3 separate regions of the Homo sapiens genome follow, and regions 1 and 3 are each linked to region 2. The links are chromatin contacts, found by Hi-C or POLR2A ChIA-PET in ENCODE. All regions are on one chromosome and are shown on one strand. Each heading gives the region's core, a stretch centred on a gene start or an enhancer-like site at or near the end of the contact. The rest is flanking DNA. Distances are from core to core; before and after follow the strand shown.

Region 1 (2,878 bases), core at 251-2,750, 2.3 Mb before region 2:
TAACTCTTTAACTTATTTCACAATGAATGAAAAATCAGCCATTTATCCAACCCTAAGCCTCACGTCACAAGAATCTGAAGACCTGATCACTACCAAACTCGCACATGCTAATATTTGCAGAAACAGTTAAAAATAGAAAGGTAATAGGTCCAAGCTAGCTTGGAAGCGATTTCTGCATTCAAAAACCCCTTTCACGGCTTTGGCCCTCTGCAAATAAAGCGGGGCGAAGGAGGTGTAGGAGGCCGATAACCCAGCTCCCACTCCAGGAGCCCAGGGCCGGGGAGAAACTGCGGGTTATCGCGGGAGGGTGGGGGGAGGCGGACAAGTCGTCAGGCCTGATAGCCAGGCGTAGCCGAGGCCTAGCTCCCCAGCTCCAAATCACTCCACCTCAGTAATGGCGTTTGGTGTCAAGTGGAACCAGACCGGGTAGGAAAGCGGCCGCCGGGCGGGGGGCGGCCAGCCCCCAAACCGACCCGGCCCCCGGGTGCGGACGGCGGGGGGGCTGCCCGCCACGCCCGGAGACTCCATCCTCCTACTCGGCCCCAGACAGGACGGGAAGGGGGAGGAGGGGGAGGGACGGAGCCGTCAGCCATTTTCCCTTACAGTCCAAAACACACAGACACGCTCTCGGGACACCGGCTCCACACACAACACGGGCCCGCGCGCCCGCCCAGCCCGGGCCGGAGGAGGGGGAACGGGGAAGCCCCAGCCTGGCCGGCAGCCGCCGAGGGAAGAGGCTCGCACACACGCACACCCCCCTCGCCCTCCTCCCCTCACCCACATCCAGCTGTTGGCCCCGGGAAAGAGCGTCGCCCCAGTGCAGCTGGCCACTCACCGCACGACACAGACGTCTTCTCACAACCAGGGCACACGGAGGCGGGAGGCACCAGGCGACGGTGGGGCTCGGTCCCGGGACGAGACCTACCCTGGGTGCATCCCAGGCCCGGGGGTGACCGGCAACAAAGTGTATCGAAAGGCTGCGGCGGCCGGGCTCGGGGCTGCGGGCGTCTCAACCAAAAGGCTGCACACCGGCGCCGGAACTCGCTCCTCGCCGCGCCCGCCTCCTCCTCCTCCTTGGCCGGCGACGGCCCTCTTCCCCTTCTCCCCTCAGGCTGGGGCTCTCGCTGAGCTCAGACGGGCTCCGGGCGGTGCGTTTCTCCTGCGTCACCTCCTCCTGCTCCTCCTCCTGCAGCGACGGCTTCACCTTCCCCTAGTCGCCGCCTCTGTCCCCGCTCCAGGCCTGGTGGCTTTGAAGTAGCTCGCTCCTCGCTCCCGGCGCCGACCCAAGCACCGGGCGCTAAGGCGGCCGCCTCCCGTGAGAGAGAGGCGGCGGCGGCGGGCTCCCGCGAGGCCCGGGAGCTGTGTAAGGCGGGGAGGGGCTAGGCGCGACAGAGGCCCTGACGGGGCCGGGTGCGGAGAGGTTGCGGCTCCGGCGGCGGCGGAGACTAGCGTCCGCAGCCGCGGATGCCCGTCCTCGTCAATATGGCGGATCCGGCAAACCAAAAAAAAAAAAACCGCTCGGCCAGTGGCGGCGGCGGTAGCGGCGACGGCGGCAGCAGCGGTGGCGGCGGCGGCGGCGGCGCAGACTCCCACTAGCCCCAGAGCCGCCCAAGACCCGAAGTTCTCCGCCCCCGTCAGGGCCCGCCCCTTTCAGGCCCCTCCTTTCGGCCCTCCCCCTGCTCCTGCCCAGCCCCCTCCCGCTCAGCTGCCCCCTCTTCTCTCCCTCCACCCCGGGCCGTCAAGGCTGGGAGAGCAGCGCGAGCCGCTGAGGGGGCCGGGCTTCGGCGCGAGCCGCCGGGAACCCGGAGAGCTAGGGTGGGGGAGGGGAAGACAATGCGGTAAAGATTGTTCGCGCAGTACTGTTTCTTCCGGCTGGCCCCTTCAGGGTCGTGCTACGGCCAGAAATCCTGTTCCATGCCCCTCGGCTCAGGAGCGGGACGAGGGCAGAGGTGGCTCTAGGACCGAAGTTGGGGAAGGGAGGCCCGAAAAGATCTGGCACACCACTCGGGAGGGGCTGGGCGGCAGGGACTGGCGGGGTGTGTGGCCACGACAGGGTTAATCGCGTGAGCCGCAGCCGCGTCGCTCATAGTTTGACTCGGGCCGCTTGTTTTTGTTCCATTGTGAACCGTAGCCCCGCCGACAAGAACCCGGATGATGACGTCACCGGCCTCCCCCTTTTCCGGGACCGTGGGGGGAGGGGCGCGGAAAGATGAGATCTCGAGACCACGCGCTGGGCGGTCGCCGCCGCGGTGCCTGGAGGTCCCGGCGGTGCAGCTGACCCGCGTCACGTGACGCACGAGCTGGCCGGGCCACTGGCTGCGGGGGCGCGAGGTCCCGAGGGCCTGGCCACCTGCTTGGCGCCGATAGGGGGAAGGTGTGGCTATCTCCCGCAGCGGAAGGAGGGGGCGTGGGGAGTGAGGTCCTTTTCCCCACCCCGCGAGGGAGGTGCTCTGAGAAACTCTTTCACACGATCATGCATCATCACTACCTCAAAGCGTTTAGGCGTCCTCAAAGCGTTTAGGCGTCCTCACAGCCTAGCTGACGGGACTGACCACCTTTTTGGCCATAGGAGCCCTTCAAACAGACCAGCAAAGAAAAAAATTATAAAGTGCCCCAGACGGCTTAGCGAATAGGCCGTACTTGATGTGGCAAGATTAGCCTCCATTGCCAGATCATCAGCACAATTCGGTGTTAGGACCCGGAAGAAACTTATGAACCCATCCGCTGTGTCATGGACTATTTTCTACATGTTTATATTCCAAAGTGCGGGCATAGGAAAAACTTAGGCTAATCTCAAATTAATGGGGTGCTTGGAACAAATCTGTACAGTCTACCTAGGATGCCCAAATGAAGAGGAAATTAACAGTTCCTAATTTAC
Region 2 (2,899 bases), core at 86-2,585:
TGGGCGACAGAGCAAGACTCTGTCTCAAATAAAAAAAAAAAAGATCCCTTTTCTCTAAAACTTAACAGAGGTCTCTGTCCCTAGTACAGTTTTTTCCCACGGGACAAAAAATGCCTAAGGAAGGGAGAACATAATAAAGGGGTTTCTTTCTCTCCCTCTTTCTTTCACATTAAGACCTACACTTAAATATTTTCCATAGAAAACCATCTTCCTAATTGTCTTTTGAATGAAATTCTGACTTGGTGCCACAAGGACTAATCTGTTGACAAAAAACAAACAAAACAAAACAAAGTCAGTGACCCTTGGAGACAGACCTAAGTCTGAGGACCCACTACCCCAAAACGTATTAGCTCTACATCACAGCCCATGTTTTCTTACTTGCAAAACTGGGATAGACCTATCAGGGTTTTGAAGGAAGATCAATGGAAAGAAAAATACAGGGAGGCAGGAAGCATTATATAACTTTGAAGCATTAAAATAATTTCACCTTCCTTCTCTGCACACATAGAAACTTTTCTAGCCTCAGTTTCTTTATCAAAAAAATGGAGCTTGTTCCATGGGCCGTGCCAAGGACTTTGATTAAGTTTAAATATGATAATGTAAATAAAAATCACTATGTAAATTGTAAAGTACAAAGATTAATTGTACTTGATACAGGACCTCATCATAGTGAGAGGTGTTTATGTGAAGAGTCAGAAACCTTAAAAGTGTGGAAATTGCCTATGATGAGCCACAGATCCTTCCACCCAACCCCCAGTGCTTAAGCAGGAAAATAATATAAAATATGTCCAATGAGATTGAAAGAGCACTGCAAGAAGAAAACTCGAGAAAAACAGATATACAGTTTCTAGTAGCTGATCTTCTCATAAATTAAAGCGTACTTTGTCCCCCTTCCTGGACCCATTTGGTATTTTAAGTACGTATGCACCCGGATGAAAACTCGGTATTCAGACTTAACTTACTAAATGCCAAAATCTTGCCTCTTTTTCTCTTCTTCCCAGTTCCAACAGTGTGATAACACACGGAAAACGGAAATCCAAGGGATCTAGCAAAAGGATTCCACCCAGCAAAAACGCCAGCTTGGGAGAGGGCCCCTACCTAACTCCTTCCTTCTGGCCTCCACCCCTCCCCTGATACGTTTCCTTCCGTCTAGTCTCGAGATAACCCTTCATCCCCCAGTTTCTTGACTCTGGCCGCTGTTCTTGAACATTTCTTAAACACTTTCAGAGAAAGATGGCTCATGCACCTGCCTGCAAAACTTCCCAAACCGGGCCTCCCAGCTCCCCCAGACCCCGCAACAACTCACACCCGCCGGGGAAACTCCAGAAGGAAAAGGTCCGCCGGCCAGAGCTCTGGGCCCTTGGAATCACCCCACCACCGCCCCTCTGGCTTCAGCCAATCAGAAGCCGTCAGAAAATATTATGCAAATGAATCCTGATGCTCCAGCCAGTCAGAAGCCGCGGAGCCCTCCCCCACGCAGCGTCCTCTTTCACCCCAGCCCCGCCAAGCTGGCTGCCGCGTCCCTGGCAACCGGCGCGCAGCCAGTTCTCCACTACGCTTGGCTGTAAAAAAATTAAAATGGTTGCCTGGGGTCACATGGGAGGGGAGCGGGCTGGCCCAGGCCTAAGGAAGGTTGGAAACCTCACTGATTGCCCCAGGCACCTTCCCTGTCCCGATCTGGAACAGGCTGGAGGTGCTGAGCCACCTGCCCGGAATTCAGTTTGCCTCCAGAAAACAGAAGTCATCCGTTGAACAAATAACTTTCGAGTCCTTGTAGCACGCCAACAGCCTCAAAGCAAGAGGTCTTTGGTCTCTGCTTTCTATCCTATATGCTAAATTTCCGGTAAAAGCCTTGTCTGAGGTACCCATCCCCACTTCTTGGTTCACAGTTGCAATTCTGGAATTCTGGATCTCTTTTTTTTTGTTTTGTTTTTTTTTGAGACGGAGTCTCGCACTGTCGCCAGGCTGGAGTGCAGTGGAGCAATCTCGGCTCACTTCAACCTCTGCCTCCCGGGTTCAAGTGATTCTCCTGCCTCAGCCTCTCCAGTAGCTTGGACTACAGGCGCGCACCACCACGCCCAGCTAATTTTTATATTTTTAGTAGAGACGGGGTTTCACCATGTTGGCCAGGATGGTCTCGATCTCTTGACCTCTTGATCCGCCCGCCTCGGCCTCCCAAAGTGCTGGGATTACAGGCGTAAGCCACCAGCGCCCTGCCGGAACTCTTAAATTCTGGTTCTTAATTCCCACTCTTTTAATTAAGCAACCTGGAAAGCATGCTTTGCTGGCTCATCTCCCCAAAAATGTCCACAAATTATCCTTGTACTGTGTCCCTTGGATAGTTTTTTTTTGGGGGGGGGGAATGACATTTTAAAAGTGACCAGAAATTCCTGAACAAAGTAGTCAGCAAGAGTAAACTGGTGCAAGAAAGTCAGACTGGATAAAGAAGAGATCTGGCCTAGAACTGGAAGAAAGATGATATTTTAAGGCAAGAAGCCAGCCCAACCCAAGATAGCAGAGATCCTGGATTATTTTGAGACAGACTTAGAAGGATCCATTTCATGAAAAATGTCCTAGAAATATGACAGTCAGACTCTCGTGTTAAAGGCCATGTAGTCCAACCATCCACTTGTGCTGAAATCGCTCACAACATCCCCACCAAGTGGTCGCCCTTGCCTACATTCTTCTATTTTCCGTTCTCCAGTGTTCTTCTATCTTTTGGAGCTCTACAGAAGGCCATGAAGCACACCATCAGATGTTTGAAGGTAGATATGGTCTCCTTAAGTCTACTGTTCTTCAAGTCAGTTATCCCCAGTTCCTGTAGCCATTCTTCATGTTCTCTTTTGAGTCGCTCATCCATCCTAGTCACTAACTTTAGAAGTAGCTCTGGTTTGCTTTT
Region 3 (2,758 bases), core at 37-2,536, 2.6 Mb before region 2:
CAAGATCCATGCCACTGCTCCCCAGCTTGGGCGAGAGTGAGACTCTGTCTCAAAAAAAAAAAAAAAGAAAAGAAAAGAAAAGAAAAAACCACCGTACGGTGGCTCACGCCTGTAATCCCAGCACTTTGGGAGGCCGAGGCGGGCAGATCACGAGGTCAGGAGATCGAGACCATCCTGGCTAACATGGTGAAACCCCGTCTCTACTAAAAATACAAAAAATTAGCCAGGCGTGGTGGCGGGCACCTGTACTCCCAGCTACTCGGGAGGCTGAGGCAGGAGAATGGCGTGAACCCGGGAGGCGGAGCTTGCAGTGTGCCGAGGTCGCACCACTGTACTCCAGCCTGGGTGACAGAGCGAGACTCCATCTCCAAAAACAAAACAAAACAAAAAAACACTGTAGCACTGTAGCTTTTGGTTATCACACCAATGAATTCATATCTGAAATTAGAATAAGAAAATCACCAAGAGGACTATTTCATATATTCGGCTCAGGAGTTTTGTTTTTAGGAAACAAAAATCCCCACCACCTGCTGTTTTCTTGCTTTCTCTATCCCCTCCCCCACGATCACAGGGTCAGTGAAACCTGATCAGAAGTGTCCAGATACCGCTGTCCCAGAAGCCACTTTAAAGACTCTTTGGGCAGAAGCTCTGTGGCTTCCACCCCTCTTCCCAACCCTTGCACCCACCGGCAGGAGAACTCACCATGCAGAAGCAGGACCAACATCCCTCGGCCTTTCATCCACCCAGTGGCTTAGGACCACCCAGCCGTGGGACCCCTACCTGAGGGGAGAAAGGACAGGTCACCCAGTGCCCAGGAGGGCCCCATGAGAACCCTCCCATGCCTCCACACTTCTTCCTGAATGCCCTGCCTTTCTTTCTTCCTCACATTCCTTCCTTCTTAATGACCCTGGTGTTGGGCTAAGGGAAACCAGTAACAACAGAAAATCAGAAGCTCCCCACAAATGGACAGTTTGGATCTATTAGGAAACCCTTTGTCAGGCTACAGCCCTGACAGCAACTCAGATGGCATCACTGACAACCCAGCAAGGAAATGGATGGAGAGGAAACCCCTGCAGAGAAGCGTTAGTGAATGGTCCTCAAATGTTGCTTACCGTCCTGGGAGTCTCCCTGGTCCTGCTCCTCTGAGGTCCCCCTCCACTCCCTCAGCCCATCCATCTCCCAAGTCAGGCAGCCACAGATGCTGAAAATGGTTTGAGAGAGAAGTAAAGGTGGGGGTGGGGGGACGGGAGGAAGGGGTGAAGAGGAATAGTTACTTGTGCAGGTTTGAGTGCTTATTTTTCTTTCTCCAGATTTAATGGCAGGAAAATCCTCTGTATCACATGAGGATTAACAGAGATGAAAGAATGTGTCTGCCTTTCGAATCACTAAAGCCAGTGACAGATTTTGCTGACATACCAATCGGCTTTATCCCCGGGCCTTGACCACCCTGGCCCTCCTGTCCTCTCTCCATCTGCCTGGCCCCTTTCTCTCCTTAAACCTTCCCCAGACCCTGCCCCGTTCCCTGACCCCAGCCCCAGCCCCAAGCAATATGTAGCCTGAAATTGGCTTCCTGCCACCCAAACAGCATTATCAGCATTTTCAACAAGGACGCATTATATAACTTGGAGAGCTGGAGAAGGGACAGGACAGCTTAAAATGTTTCCCCAAAATGCCGGCTGCTGATTTCCTTTCTTTGAAGTGGTTGATGGTGAATGATACAAAAACGGACTGGAGAGAGTCCTTCCACTACAAGAAGGCAAGAGGTTCCCACTGGGGTTAGGGCTGGTAGTGGTGGCCTAAGGCAGTGGGTCCAGGAATGGGACCTTCAGAATCTGGCTGAGGTTTCTGAAACCCACCAGGACTCAGTTTAGGCCCTGGCTACTCAGTGTGGCCGGTGGACCAGCAGCAGTACCTGAGAGCTCGTTAGGAAAACAGAATCTCAGCGCCTTCTACCCCCCGCCCCAGACCTGTTGAATCAGCATCTGCTTTTTTTTTTTTTTTTTTTTTTTTGAGATGGAGTCTCACTCTGTCGCCCAGGCTGGAGTGCAGTGGCACAATCTTGGCTCACTGCAACCTCCACCTTCTGGGTTCAAGCGATTCCCCTGCCTCAGCTTCCTGAGTAGCTGGGACTACACCATGCCCAGCTAATTTTTTGTATTTTTAGTAGAGACGGGGTTTCACCATGTTGACCAGGATGGTCTTGATCTCTTGACCTTGTGATCCACCCGCCTCGGCCTCCCAGAGTGCTGGGATTACAGGCGTGAACCACCGCGCCCGGCCAGCATCTGCATTTTAACTAGGTCGGCGGAGAGGGGGATTCCTGTGCCCGGTAAAGTTTGGAAAGCCCTGTTTTAGGAGACTGGTGGAGGGGGTCTGATCAAAATGAGGGTGGCAGGGGGGCCTGTTTATCTAGCCTTTCTGGCCAGCAGTTCAGGTGCCCCCACATTCTCCTGGCCCCAGCAAGCCTCTGCTGTCTGCTGGGACAGCACTTCCAGGTATCCATGGCAACCTGCCAAGTTCTGGCCACGCAGGACTTGGTGAGCCAGTGCTGATGAAAGGAAGCCAGGAGTTCCCTTCCCACAGAAAGGGTTCTGGATGTGAATCTAGACATCTCAGGCCACCGTGCCCTGGGGAATTTTTGTTTTCTTCCATTTGAGCCTTGAAAGCCAAAATGTGGCTGAACTTGTCTAACCTGCTGGAAAGAAGAGAATACTAGGGATGGGGTAGGGATGTGGGTGGGGGAGGCCTCTCAAATGAC

What was found. A loop is a pair of places that touch in the nucleus more often than their neighbours do. ChIA-PET counts read pairs that join two places held with the same protein, here RNA polymerase II (POLR2A). Pooled maps may share reads with other maps.
Region 1: a loop to region 2 is called in a map of CD8-positive, alpha-beta T cell, with 11 times the contacts of the local background. The contact joins the promoter of USP9X here to the promoter of MID1IP1 in region 2. A Hi-C loop is called at or near these places in 6 of 168 maps with a recorded cell type or tissue (CD4-positive, alpha-beta T cell, CD4-positive, alpha-beta memory T cell, CD8-positive, alpha-beta T cell and 2 more), 1 of 37 single-sample maps with no recorded cell type and 13 of 50 pooled maps. POLR2A ChIA-PET finds 5 or more read pairs at or near these places in 1 of 52 experiments (GM12878).
Region 3: a map of sigmoid colon shows a loop between it and region 2 (9-fold over the local background). The contact joins the promoter of NYX here to the promoter of MID1IP1 in region 2. A Hi-C loop is called at or near these places in 2 of 168 maps with a recorded cell type or tissue (gastrocnemius medialis and sigmoid colon) and 5 of 50 pooled maps.

The regions. Positions count from the first base shown.
Region 1 is chrX:41,084,067-41,086,944 of GRCh38, reverse strand. It overlaps USP9X (ubiquitin specific peptidase 9 X-linked), which reads right to left and starts at 1,500. Exons shown (of 45, transcript NM_001039591.3): 1 at 836-1,500. RefSeq lists silencers at 306-765, 1,466-1,845, 2,276-2,345 and enhancers at 890-1,427, 1,966-2,505, 2,255-2,549.
Region 2 is chrX:38,799,895-38,802,793 of GRCh38, reverse strand. MID1IP1 (MID1 interacting protein 1) reads right to left here and starts at 1,335. Exons shown (of 3, transcript NM_021242.6): 1 at 1,307-1,335; 2 at 1-259. MID1IP1-AS1 (MID1IP1 antisense RNA 1) reads left to right here. Exons shown (of 2, transcript NR_046706.1): 2 at 1,002-1,546. RefSeq lists enhancers at 1-284, 618-1,125, 1,235-1,314, 1,344-1,638.
Region 3 is chrX:41,445,871-41,448,628 of GRCh38, reverse strand. It overlaps NYX (nyctalopin), which reads right to left and starts at 1,286. Exons shown (of 3, transcript NM_001378477.3): 1 at 1,113-1,286; 2 at 703-780. The coding sequence starts at 724.